Regions from separate parts of the Homo sapiens genome. Here region 1 is linked to region 2. A link is a contact called in ENCODE Hi-C or POLR2A ChIA-PET data. All regions are on one chromosome and are shown on one strand. Each heading gives the region's core, a stretch centred on a gene start or an enhancer-like site at or near the end of the contact. The rest is flanking DNA. Distances are from core to core; before and after follow the strand shown.

The links. Hi-C counts contacts between places; a loop is a spot of excess contacts on that map. ChIA-PET counts read pairs that join two places held with the same protein, here RNA polymerase II (POLR2A). Pooled maps may share reads with other maps.
Region 1: a loop to region 2 is called in a pooled map, with 4 times the contacts of the local background. The contact joins two enhancer-like sites. A Hi-C loop is called at or near these places in 1 of 168 maps with a recorded cell type or tissue (posterior vena cava) and 2 of 50 pooled maps. POLR2A ChIA-PET finds 5 or more read pairs at or near these places in 10 of 52 experiments (A549, H1, PC-3 and 6 more).

What each region holds. Positions count from the first base shown.
Region 1 is chr13:45,217,793-45,224,417 of GRCh38, reverse strand. All of the region lies in intron 5 of GTF2F2 (general transcription factor IIF subunit 2), which reads right to left. Among named protein-coding and RNA genes, the nearest start is that of KCTD4, 20 kb to the right of the region's middle. Within about 2 kb of position 4,362, at least 4 of the 41 ENCODE cell types and tissues checked have a DNase peak (open chromatin) inside an H3K27ac peak, as active enhancers do.
Region 2 is chr13:45,277,156-45,283,805 of GRCh38, reverse strand. GTF2F2 (general transcription factor IIF subunit 2) reads right to left here. Exons shown (of 8, transcript NM_004128.3): 8 at 1-364. The coding sequence ends at 245. Among named protein-coding and RNA genes, the nearest start is that of SNORA31B, 56 kb to the left of the region's middle. Within about 2 kb of position 1,990, at least 3 of the 41 ENCODE cell types and tissues checked have a DNase peak (open chromatin) inside an H3K27ac peak, as active enhancers do.

The sequences.
Region 1 (6,625 bases), core at 3,113-5,612, 62 kb after region 2:
TAGGCAAGCCCATCAGACCTTCACTCAGAGTCTATTCAGTCTTCTTTTACACACACTATTCATTCTAGTGGAATTTTTAAACTGGATTCTTTGCTCACAGGAAATTAAAAACACTAAATCAGAAGGAAGAGAGAGGCTGCAACAGACAGTAACACAATCAACATGACAAAATGATACCTGATAAGAGGGGACTGAAGAACTACATATAACTCTCAAAGGACTTGCAAAGCATAATACTCTGGGGCCATCTTGTAAAGGGGCAAATAATCCTACTCTTCTTGATGGTGTATGAAGGCATTTGCCATATAATCAAAAAATGGGTATTCATATGAAAAACTAAGTTACAGAGAAAGTTAGATTATGTTCTCAACAAACTCTTCATGAAGTATGGATACAGTTTAATATATAATATAGCTTAGAAAGATATTCATTCATTAAAGTGAACTAAAAATTTTAAGTTACAAACTTTTAAAGGAGTTTAGTAACTATTTTGAAAACCCAACTACTAGAAATAACTTACTCCTCTAGAATTTCAAGAAGGGAAAATGGTATTAATGTACCAAACCAACAGAGATAATTGTCAAGACAAGACATCCTTTAAGATTTTTAGTTCTTTGTTAACATGCTTAGCAACAATTCTTATTTTATATATTTGAAGGACTGTATAGCACAGTACTGTCATTTATTCACCATTTAGAGCTGACATGGGGGATTACTTCTAGAAAAGTCATAGTGCAGTATTCTATCAGTTATTTTCATCTTGAATAGTTTTTTATGAAAAAGGAATATCTAAAGTTTTGTATTTAAAAAATGTGCTACTGAAATGCGTTAATGATAACACAAATAGAAGTATAAACTGCTAGTAATTTAATGAACTACAATAAAACACCATATGGCATTCAATATAATTATGTAATAAGAATTGAAAATTCTGTGAACAATAGCATTTGGCCATCACCACCCCCACTCCCTCCAAAATTGGTGTGCGTACCCGACAGGATTGGTAAACAACAGATTTATAAATTAATTTTATGTATTTCTTGTTCGTATTAGCCTCATAAGGGGTGCACGCATGCGCACGTGTTTTGTTTCTCCTATACAACTGCATCATTTTGGATTATAAAAATCAACTTTTTTTTTTTTTTTTTTTTTTTTATTGAGACAAGGTCTCCCTCTGTTACCTAGGCTGGAGGGCAGTGGCATCATCTCAGCTCACTGCAACCTCCTGCACCTCCTGGACTCAAGTGATTGGCCCACCTCAGCCTCAGGAGTAGCTGAGACTACAGGAGTAGCTGAGACTACAGGCGTAGCTGGGACTATAGGCACACACCACCCTCAGCTGCTTTTTTAAGGTTTTTATAGAGATGAAGTCTCCATAAAATTATTCAAGATGAAAATAACTGATAGAATACTGCACTATGACTTTTCTAGAAGTAATCTCCCATGTCAGCCCAGAATGGTCTTGAACTCCTGGGCTCAAGCAATCCTCTTGCTTTGGTCTCCCAAAGGGCTGGAATTATAGGCGTGAGCCACCGTGCCCAGCCAAAATCAAGTCTTAAAAGCTAAAGGATCTAGCCATAGTTCACGAAGCAGGTTTAGTATTTATCTTTTTGAAACTACACAGGATGTTGCATGTCAAAGAACAAATTATCTACAGTGAACAACTCAAGGGCAGGAAAAATGTCTTATTCATCTTTTCATTCCTGAGTGTCTGTTATATAATAGATGTTCAAGGTTTACTGAATGGGTTTACATGCATTTCTGAAGCTTGGGCTGTAAAACCCTTGGAATTACAATATTGATTCTGAGGGGAAAAAAAATGTGCTCATCCTATAGTATTAACCTTAGTTCTAACAGGAAATGACATCTTTAATTCCTTATCCAAGCTAAAGTACATTTATGTATCATGATATGTTATACTAAAGACATGCCATTTTAAAGAGAAGGGGGCTTCTTTCATTGAGATTCTAAAATTAACTTGGAATACATTAAATAAAAGTCAATTCAATTTTATAAGGACTCAACAAATAAAAAACTTAACAAGGGAAGGGCCCTTGTTAAATTCCCAAATAAACAAAATCCCAAAGGATTTTGTTTGTATTGTATGTATTCCTTTTGTTAACAGAAAAACATTGTTAACTTCAGATAAATCTCCTAAAATGAAAGAGGCTAAAAAGGTTATGATAAACATTCATTCGTGCAATGAATACTTACTGAGCACTATTATGTATGAGACACTATGCTAGGTGGTGGAGATATAGTCAGTATGTCATAATTAATTAATTAAGGTAGTCACACAATGGTAAGTGTTAAGAATACAATAAACCTGAGTAATGTCATAGCACATAATTAGGTGGTGGTAGTGGCGGCGGTGGGGAGAAGTCTATACTATTTCACCCAGCAGTGGTCGAGAAAGGCCCATCTGAGGAGGTTCCATATAAACTGAGAGAACTGCATGGTTGGAAGGGGGCTACCAACTGAAGATCTGATGAAAGATATGTGTTTAGACAGAAAGAAGGGCCCTGAGATGGGACTATACTTGTTCTTTTTGACAGATAAAAGGTGGCAACTATGGCTGCTGTCTAATGAATGAGATGTGTAGTGGAAGAAGAGGTTAAAAAAGCTTCAGGATCAGATCAAAGTTCTGAAGGCCAGATGATGCAGGATTTGTACATTTTATTTTAACTGCAATAAGCAGGGAAGTGGTATGACTAGATCTACACTAATGAGTCTGACCTGTGAGGGATGGTCCATAGGGGGAAGGAAGGAGCTACTACTTAGGAGGTTACTGCAGTAGTGGAGGCAGGGCCAGCTTCATGAAGAGGGAGCCTGTGCAGTCATACTGGGACCCCACTTGGAAGGGCCCTGAGCTTGATTTAATGCTCCACTGTCACTGATTTCATTTTTATTAAAATTTCTATAGTTTTGGGGGGTACAGATGGTTTTTGGTTACATGGATAAGTCCCTCAGTGGTCTTTTTGAAATTTTTAATAATGTATGAACAAAAGGCCCCATATTTTCATTTTGCACTAGGTCCTGCAGATTATATAGTCAGTCCTGAACTTATATTCTGGAGCAAAAATGGCAGCTTAGAATAGTGTAGTAGGATTCAGGGTGTATTGTGTTGGTACAACTAACAGGACTTGGTCATTGACTAGATGTGTCTTGTCAAGAAAAGAAGAATCATGGATAACTCCCAGGTTTTTTACCTGAGAAACTGCGTAAAAAATGGGTAAGACTGGGGGCAGGGAGGACACTGCATTAGAGGTGGGCTAACAACCAAGAATTCAATTTTACGCATGTGAAGTTAAAACACGAAGGAGACATCCAAGTAGAGCTCTGAAGGGGAATGGTGTACATGAGTGTAAAGCTCAGGAGAGAGGTCTAGAGGGGTCTAGGCCAGAGATACAAATTCTGGGGTTTCTCTCTCTATATATATACACACACAGACACACACACACACACACACACACACACACATACATTTTAAGCAGATGGGATCACTTACCAAGATAAGGTCGGAGGCAAAAAGTTCAGACGGTAAGTAGGAGCCTACAAAGATGACTAAGGTCAGTAACCAAAGGAGAAGAATTGTACCAAAGACAGAGCCCTGAAGGAGACCTAGGAACCCCCCTCAGAGTAAAATACACTCGATCAGTGACTCTTACTAGATCAAGTCTAGCCCGTTCAGTCTGGCACAAAATAAACTACCATCAGCCCAACCGACCAGGCAATTCTATGTATTCCTTTTTCTGTCCATCTCGGCTTTACCAGGGTGACCTCTACTAAGTTTCCCAGAACACTGCTATTGTTTTATCCCTTCCTTGGTTGGGCTGTGCCATTCCTGCCTGGGAGCCCTCCCTCCACTCTTTATCTAGTCAAAGTCTACTGATACTTATATGGTAGTATAAGTATGGAAAATACTTATATGATGAAGTTTGACTTCTGAAATCTAGTATTTACTGCCTGTGCCAATTTCTCACACAGCATAAAATAATACCCTAAATTATTAGTTACATTAAATTAGTATGATCAATTTTCCAAGAAACATAAGATCTGGTTGCTTTTTAATGTTACACTGCTTAGTATACACTAGATGCTCAGTAAACATCTGTTAAACAAATGAGTAATAAATGGCACTCTGAAGCTATGAAATATAGGGAAGTAACAAAAGCAGATAAATCAACTTGGCATGCAATAGCTTAAAAAAGAATGAGTCATTGTGATCAAACCCTGGGCAGCTTGTAGGACACAAATGCATAAAGCCAAATCACATGCTTTTCATTCCTTTCTTTACTTAACAAGTATTTATCACGCACCTACTAGGTGTCAGGTACTCTTCTATTCATGAGAAACACACCCATAAATGAATCAGACAAAAAAGGTCTTTGCCCTAATGGAGCCGCGTTCTACTGGGAATACTGCTCATTGGCATATTTTGTTTTATGTAACCTCACCACGCCCATATATGTCATCCTTTCCCGTTTTTCTGACATGTACTATTTTTCAGTTTGAAAAGTTTCTGCCTGAACATTATTAATTCCTTCCTTTGGGATTTCCTCAAATATATAACACATTAAAAGAAAAAGGTTTTAGACATTTTGAGGCTTTCAAGTCATAAAAACAAAAGTGTACAATATATGACAATAGAAATATCTGGGGTACATTATAGATTAGCAGATCTTCAAAACAGCACAACTACTAGTTCATTAAAACTACCCACACACAGCATTAGAGATTTCACATAAACTTCAGAAAAGTAAACTTCACAGACTCGTAAAATCATTTAATGTCCTACCTCTCCTGCAGAAATATGGAGCTTTGAAATTCAATTCAATCATGCTATCAAAGTTCGCTTTTAAATTAAAAAATCAGAAATTAGATAAAAATTCCAAACTAAAAGAATGAGACCATTTTACATCTTATATGAATCTTGTATTTATTTTATAATGTAACGGAACCATGGTACTAACAATGTTGGTTTAAGTTGTGGGACTTTGAAGGTCATTCAATAAGAGGGAGGAGAGAGACAGTACCAGCTGCTCCTTTCTCTTTTCCTACGAATAAGCCAGGCAACCTTTTGAAACTGAAAGCTGAAAGAGGTAGCTTGTCAGCTGATTCCTTTGGAATCAATCAGATGTGGGTTCAAATTCCAGCTTTGCCATTTACAAATCATGACCTTGGGCAAATCGCAACTTTTCTGTGATTCAATTTTCTTTTTTGTGAGAAAGGAAATGAGATTTTTTTTTTTAAGGATAGTCACTAAAAAGAACTTCTAATTCATAAAATATGAAGCCATATAAAAGTGAGGGACCCACTATGCAGGCTGAACCATTCTAGCTGAAAGTCATTTCCTTTGAGCAGCCTTTTTTTTAAAAAAAACAAAACAAAACAAAAAAACCCCCAACATCTTCTCTTTCTCTACTTAGAAACTCAAAGATTCCTTAAATAATTCAAGTTTTCTTTACAATACATCCCATGGCAACTGCATTACAGTCTCAAGCAAGACAGATAGAATGTAACACACTTAGGAGTCAGGTGTTCCTGTACTGTCAGTGACAAACTACTAGGAATATTTAAATCCTGATCATCCCAAAGTCTAAATTAGTTCTTCCTAATAGTAAGCTAAAGACTTGATTAACAGCATTTAACAATCCCAGACCATTCGGCACCCCATCAATTCAATTCCCTAAATGAGACCCTTTTTCTTGAACAAAGAACATGTGGTATCTTTTCTGCATTTTCAAATGTTTCAGAAAAATCAAAGACCAAGAATTGAAAATTCCAGTGCCTGCAAGGACAGGCAAGTTTATTTGAAATTACTTAAATTTTAAGTAAACTGGTAAGAAAATAGGACACATTGGCCTGCAGCAAACTGGAGGGTGCAGCCCCTTCCTAGATCAGCCTGTTTTATAGTGCACAATGACGTTGTGTTAAAGGGGCACATTCACATGAGAGATGGCAATTATCGTGTCAATTTTCTGACAGATGGCAGTAATTTCTTGTTTAACAAAATCTGTAAATTACCACAATTTTCTGACAGATAAAAATAAAAACACTTGAGGAAGGAGCACCTTTTTCTAATACGTACAAAGATGCCATATGGGCTAGTCAGTGACTGTCCTGCTCCTGCCTAAGGGAATTTGGTCACTTCTGTGGGTCACCTTCAGCACCCATTTTAAATCCTCAGAACAGATCTCTAACAAATGCAGCTAGGTCAGATCTGCCCATTTGGCCCACGAAGCAGAGATGGTTGTCCTGGTGACAAATCCTCCAGCAAACTAAAACGATTCCTTAATTTTGTGTTTGGGGCCAATCTATAAATGGTTTAATTTCAGTGAGTTCTCTTTCTTTCCCATGGGGAGAAAAAAATCTGCCTACTCAAATTACTTGAACAGGTAATCTAATGGCTTTTATTTCACACTTAGTAATAAAAGGTTTAAAACCAAATACCCAGTTTGACTTATGCCCATTCATTCTTAAAATATATCCAGAATTGACAGGCTAGAAAAGATCAGAACAAGATAAAAAGTAGACACCTAAAGACAGACATTGCTAAGGGGAAAAAGTAAAAACAGGAGATGCCTGGATAATAAAGACAAACTTTCCATACTTCATAGTTTTG
Region 2 (6,650 bases), core at 741-3,240:
CCTATTCCTACTGTGAATAATCTGGTTTAATACAAGTTAAGTCTATAAATAAATCTGTTCTTTCTCCTCAAAAAAACAGTTAAGAAACTTTACAAGAATTACAGGTTTAAAAAATTTACCGAGAGAAATCAAAGTACTGTCACTTAACCCCTATTAACATACGGTGTTCAAGCCTTCCAGTATCAGCGCCTTTTGCATAGCATCGCTGCTAGTCGTTTCACTAGCATGCTGGCTAGGAGTCTTCTTAGTCACTCTTTTCTTCTCCTTGATAGTGTCTGTACTCTGGCTTCAGCTCCCATGTGTTTTTGTGGATCCCTTTTACATTCTGAACACCAATTTCTTTTAAGATTTCCTTCAGGTACACCTAAAACAAAAACAAAACCCCTAACAAATGAGATTATAAATGCAGGGGACAAAACTTAAAATAAGATGATATGCCAAAGCACATATGCAAGCCATAAAAATTATGATCCTAAAAGCTCAGCAAGATTTCTCTATAAGGAGGTTCAATAAACTGCCTTTTGATTCTACATGTGCGACATGGTAACTGCACTAAATATATGATCATGTGCATTAAAGGAGTTGAAAGTCCTGAATGCCAACAACTTAAAAGCTAAAACAAACAAACAAAAAAAACACAAAAAACACTACATGAAATACACGAAAAAATTACTGGTCCTCACTCAGTGTGACACGGTACACCAAGGGTAATCTGCCCTTGAGTTCAGTGGCCTCATGGGACTCAGTTCACAGATTGAAACCAGTAGTTTCAGGAGCAGTAGCATATAAAAAAAATGAGCAACATTTTTGAGAATATTCTATCAAGCAGGCATATGACAGGTATTCAGAATTCTCAGTTCTAAGGTGAGTTCTCAAATTTGTTTTTAGGCCACCCACTTATTTTTTCCTATGTGAGAAGGAGAGTTGTTATTTGTATTTACTACTATTTGTACTTTAGCCAAGCTTGCCAACACAGATAAGGGAGTAAGAAGTGATAATAAGGCCGGGCTTGGTGGCTCACGCCTGTAATCCCAACACTTTGGGAGGCTGAAGTGGGCAGATCACCTAAGGTCAGGAGTTCGAGACCAGCCTGGCCAACATGGTGAAACCCCGTCTCTACTAAAAATACAAAAATTAGCCAGGCATGGTGGTGGGAACCTGTAATCCCAGCTACTAGAGAGACTGAGGCAGGAGAATCACTTGAACCCAGGAGGCAGAGGTTGCAGTGAGCTGAGACTGTGCCATTGCACTCTAGCCTGGGCAACAACAGTGAAACTCTGTCTCAAAAAACAAATAAATAAATAAAGTGATAAGAAGACATCCCCTAAAACTATCAGGGATGCAGCCTTGTGTTTGGCTTCTCCAAAGAAAAGAGTCATATTATGGTGTTTTAGGTCCCTAAAAATTCAATAAACATTTACTAAATGATTACTATGGTCATGGAAATGATGGCTATGTTAAGTGTAATATGAAACTAGACCTTTGCTTGCCAATGCTGAAGGCCAAAAAGCATTCCACAATAAGCTGACCAATATAAATTACAGAATTTCCTTCTTGGAGAAGAAAGGAAAGATAATAATATTAATTATTATTATCATTATTATTTTGAGATGGAGTTTTGCTCTTGTTGCCCAAGCTGGAGTGCAGTGGCATGATCTCGGCTCTCTGCAACCTCCGCCTCCCAGGTTCAAGCGATTCTCCTGCCTCCTCCCAAGTAGCTGGGATTACAGGCGCATGCCACCACGCCCAGCTAAATTTTTTGTATTTTTAGTAGAGATGGGGTTTCACCATGTTGGCCAGGCTGGTCTCGAACTCCTGTCCTCAGGTGATCCACCCACTTCGGCCTCCCAAAGTGCTGGGATTACAGGCCTGAGCCACTGCACCCAGCCAAGATAATTATTTAAAAGCGACTCTTTTGTTGTTGTTGCAGAACAAAGCAATCCAACAATAATTTGTGTGCGTGTGCTTCAAAGAACTAGTTACGGTATGATGATGACTCATCCCATTGATGGAAGATGTAATTTTTCTTATTGATTGAAGTGAGGCATTAATAAGAAAAATGGCTGAGAAGCTCTTGTCTGTATATTTAAGGTAGTGCTTTTCTCTAGCATGGTGCTAGACCACCTGCATCAGAACCCTGTGGGGAGCTTGTTAAATGAGACACAGCTTGGGCCTACTGAATCAAAGTCTCTTGGGCTAGGCCCAGGAATCTGCATTTTAACAAGTGCCTAGGCGACTCATGTAACTATATACTAAAGTTCCACCACATCTGGCTTAAGGTTCTTCCAGTTCTGATACTCTAGGATCTTTGAGTCCTTAGTGTGTTGCTTCGTTCTCTGAGCCTCATGTTTGCTGTAGAGTACGTGTTACCAACATAATCTAATGCCACTTTACACTGACTGATATAATGCTCTAGAGTTCATAAAGTCCTTTTAGTTAGGGGTAGGTTGTCACCTAGAAACATAATAGCTGATTAGTACTGGAAGTATACAGAGGTTCCTTCAGGATGGCTCAGCTCTCTCGTGGGCAGCCTTCCCATGCCAGCAGCCAAGCCCCAGCAGATGGCAGCAATGAACCAAATGAGCCCTGGGTTCCCCCGAGGCTTGCCTACCTCCCACACCTTATACAGTTGGCTTCACTAGCAGACCCGTGTGAATGAGTAAGCATAAAGGCTTGAGATATCTAGGTAATATAAAATGCAAGTCTGCCACCTGCTATTTCAAATTACATTTAAAAAACAGGACACTGTTCATAAACTACTTTCTAATTGAACAGGATTCATAAATGGAAAATGATTGGTTAGGCACAAATGATTCTCTGTTTAGGTGCCAAGAATGACATCTTTGTAAAATTCCAAAGAATGGTTTATTATGAGACTGGCTAAGACGATGTTGCACAAACAACCATACAATTGTGGATGCACTGCAATGGGTCAAAAATGAAAAGAACAATTGCCAGGAGCATTTTAGTAGCTCCATAGAAAAGAAGCTCTCCTGACTTCAAGTCTAGTGTGCCCATTTATAATCTAGGCCCAGAAAATGAAAATCCTAAAAAGGGTTAAACAAAAAATATTAATAAAGTCTGAAGTGTACAAATTCAGTTGTTTTCATGTCCACCCTCATTTTGGCAATCTAGTAGAACATATGGAATTCTTTTTATAAACGAAGGTGTCATTCTTTTTTCCTTGTAACAATAAGAATGGAATGAGATGACCATAGTCAGTCAATTTCTCAAGCAACAAAATGCAATCAGGGTCACAATGTACTGTGATCAGGGGGTAGGGGACACAAACTTCCTGATTTTTAGGATGTTCTAAACTGCAACCTAAGACCATTTTACTCTAATCAAATAAATTAGCTTGGCAGGGAAGTAGGTATAAAACATTAGCAGAGAAAGTAGTAGTGACGATAGGGAAAAACAAGGTCTCTGAAGGGAAAATCTCTAAAGGGAAGACATGGACAGAGAACAGAAAGAGCACATGTCCTTCCTCTGTCTAAAATATTCTAATGACTTCCCCGTTTGGGCTACACATTAAATTCCAAACGCCTTTGTAGGCATCCACTCAGGTCTGCCTTCTCCCTTTAGCCTCATCTTCCAACACTCCCCCTCACGCATGCTTCCCATTTCTGCATCTGCGTGCTTCTGGGTTTTTCCCATATGTTGTTTCCCTTCCTTGTAACGTTTATCTCCTTTCCTCAAATCTGGACCCCTCATTCTTTAAGACTAGGCTCAAATGTTACTTTCTCAGAGAAACTTTCTCTAACAGCCTTACCTTAGATTTACATTTCACACCGCACAACCTTCGATGGTAGCTCTTATTATATTATAATCCTTTATTTATATGCCTTGCTCTCCTCTTAAATCACATGCTCCTTTTTTGGGGGGGGCGGGGGGACGGTGGGAACAGAGTTTCACTCTCGTTGCCCAGGCTGGAGTGCAATGGCATGATCTTGGCTCACTGCAACTTTTGCCTACTGGGTTCAAGTGATTCGCCTGCCTCAGCCTCCCGAGTAGCTGGGATTACAGGCATGTGACACCACGCCTGGCTAATTTTGTATTTTTAGGAGAGACGGAGTTTCTCCATGTTGGCCAGGCTGGTCTTGAACTGCTGACCTCGTGATCCACCCGCCTCGGCCTCCCAAAGCGCTAGGATTACAGGCATGAGCCACCGCGCCCGGCCACATGCTCCTGTTATAGTGCCTGCGTGCACATCACAGAGACTCAGTGTACTTATGCAAAGTGAATAAGGCGTGCTTAAGACTAACAAGGCAGCTAAGAGGACTGCTGGGTGGTGGTGGGGATATCACTAAGAAGGTCCATAAAAATAGACCATTCAAATTCTAGTTCAGTTTTAGAACTCAAGCAGTGATCTAGTTTGAGAAACAAAGTTTACTGACTAAACTGTACTACGTGAATTTGAATGTCACTTATTACTAAAATCTGCATTTTAGTGCTAAAATATTGTTGGTGACAGAGCCAACTGAAGAAGAGGTTTTAAAGGTTCTACCAGGATTGAAAATTACTTGGTAATCTTATTTCTCTTTTTAACATTCATATATTCACTCAAACATTTATTCCAGCACCTACAATGTGCCAGGTGGAATGGTAGACACTCAGTCTTCCTCTCAGAGTTCACAGTTTAAGATTAGTGCAGAGGATGGGGGCAAAGAAAAAGGCATATTACGCCGGGTGTGATGGCTCACGCCTGTAATCCCAGCACTTTGGGAGGCTGAGGCGGGTGGATCACCTGAGGTCAGGAATTCAAGACCAGCCGGCCAACATGGAGAAACCTCGTCTCTACCAAAATTACAAAAATTAGCTGGGCGTGGTGGCAGGCCCCTGTAGTCCCAGCTATTCAGGAGGCTGAGGCAGGATAATCACTTAAACCCAGGAGGTGGAGGTTGTAGTGAGCTGAGATCGCACCACTGTACTCCAGCATGGGCAACAGAGCAAGATTCCACCTCAAAAAAAAAAAAAAAAAAAAAAAAAGAAAAAGAAAAAGGCAAATTGGCAGGTAATCAGAAAATATAACAGAGGCATGTGTACAGGGTATTATGAGACCACTGAGAAGGGGGCACCTAACACAGCCCGCATAGAGATGTTAGGTTCTTTGAGGATAGATATTTGATCATTCGATTTGAACAGCAATTCTGTGTAGAGATCTAGAGAAAGGAGTTCTCCTCCTCTTACTTAAACACTGAGTGACTTTCCAATTAAATCTTTTGTCTAACCACCTGTATTTGAAACAGAGGATTCTAGAACTGAGTAGATCACTTTTATGTCACATAGGATTGGGGATATGTCTTATTACAGACTATGTGCCAAGCTGCAGCACAAGATCTGAATAAACTGGCTCAGGTCCAGCAATTCTTCATCAAAAGGATGTGTGGGAGAGAATTTACGGCAAGTCTGAATGCAGAGAAATAAGGGATAGAACATCACAGCTTTCTTGGAAGGAAATGGCAAGGCACATACTTGATCAAAGAGGTCAAGTGATTAGGATGTTTGTTTGCATTTGTGGGTCAAGTTAAAACTGCGGTGGGCAAAAAGCCAGAAGTCCATGGATCAACATCCTAATTGGCCCCCAAGACTGAGACAAACCTATAGTCATAAGGCACAGTAGCCTATTATTTTAGTCTTTTGCTCCTTCCTTCCGTCCCTCCACCCCCTACCATTTCTCATATCATCTTTTCTTCTCCTGCTCTGTCAAACAAATGGAGGACTTAATCTGCATTTCATCTTATCATGCATTTCAGTGATAAGCATAATAATAAATCAATTATATCTAAATTTGTAGATGTTCATTAAAAACATACACCTTTGACAGGGAGATGATCACCAACTACTAATGCTTTAAGTAAGTTAACAATATGACCCTGTTAGTCTTCCAGTCACAAAATCTTCCCAAAATGGTGAGACTGAATATTCAATATGCAAACTTACACTGATGATGGCACTGATTAATGCAGCTGACAAAGGAAAATGCACTATATGCTTTTTATAAAGTGATCCAACCACAAGAAGGGCATTATCGATTCTGTGATAATTTCAAAGTATCATTTCATCTTTACATGATTTTTGTGTGAATGACTGCAACTCCTTTAAGAGATATCAACAGAATGAAAACTTACTGATGAAGATGTTAGTGACTTCAAGGCAAAACATTCTTCTGTTAAAATATAAACTACACATTAGGAAGAAACTGTGATCAAACGTGATATAGTTTGGATGTGTGTCCTCATGAAAATATCATATTGAAATGTAATCCCCAGTGTTGGAGGTGAGGCCTGGGGAGAGGTGATTGGATCATGGGGACGGAACTCTCATGAATTAGCACCATCCCTCTGGGTACTATCCTCGAGATAGTGAGTGAGTTCTCTTGCCATCTAGTCGTTTAAAAGTGTGTAGCATGTCCTGCCTCACTCTCTCACTCCTGCTTTTGCCATGTGACATGCTTCCACCATGACTGTGAGTTTCCTGTGGCCTACCCAGAAGCTGAGCAGATGCCAGCATCATACTTCCCGTACAGCCTGCAGAACCATGAGCCAATTAAATCTCTTCTTTATAAATTACCCAGTCTCAGGTATTTTGTTAGAGCAATGCAAGAATGGCCTAATACAGAAAATGCAACAGACATTTTCCCTCATTTA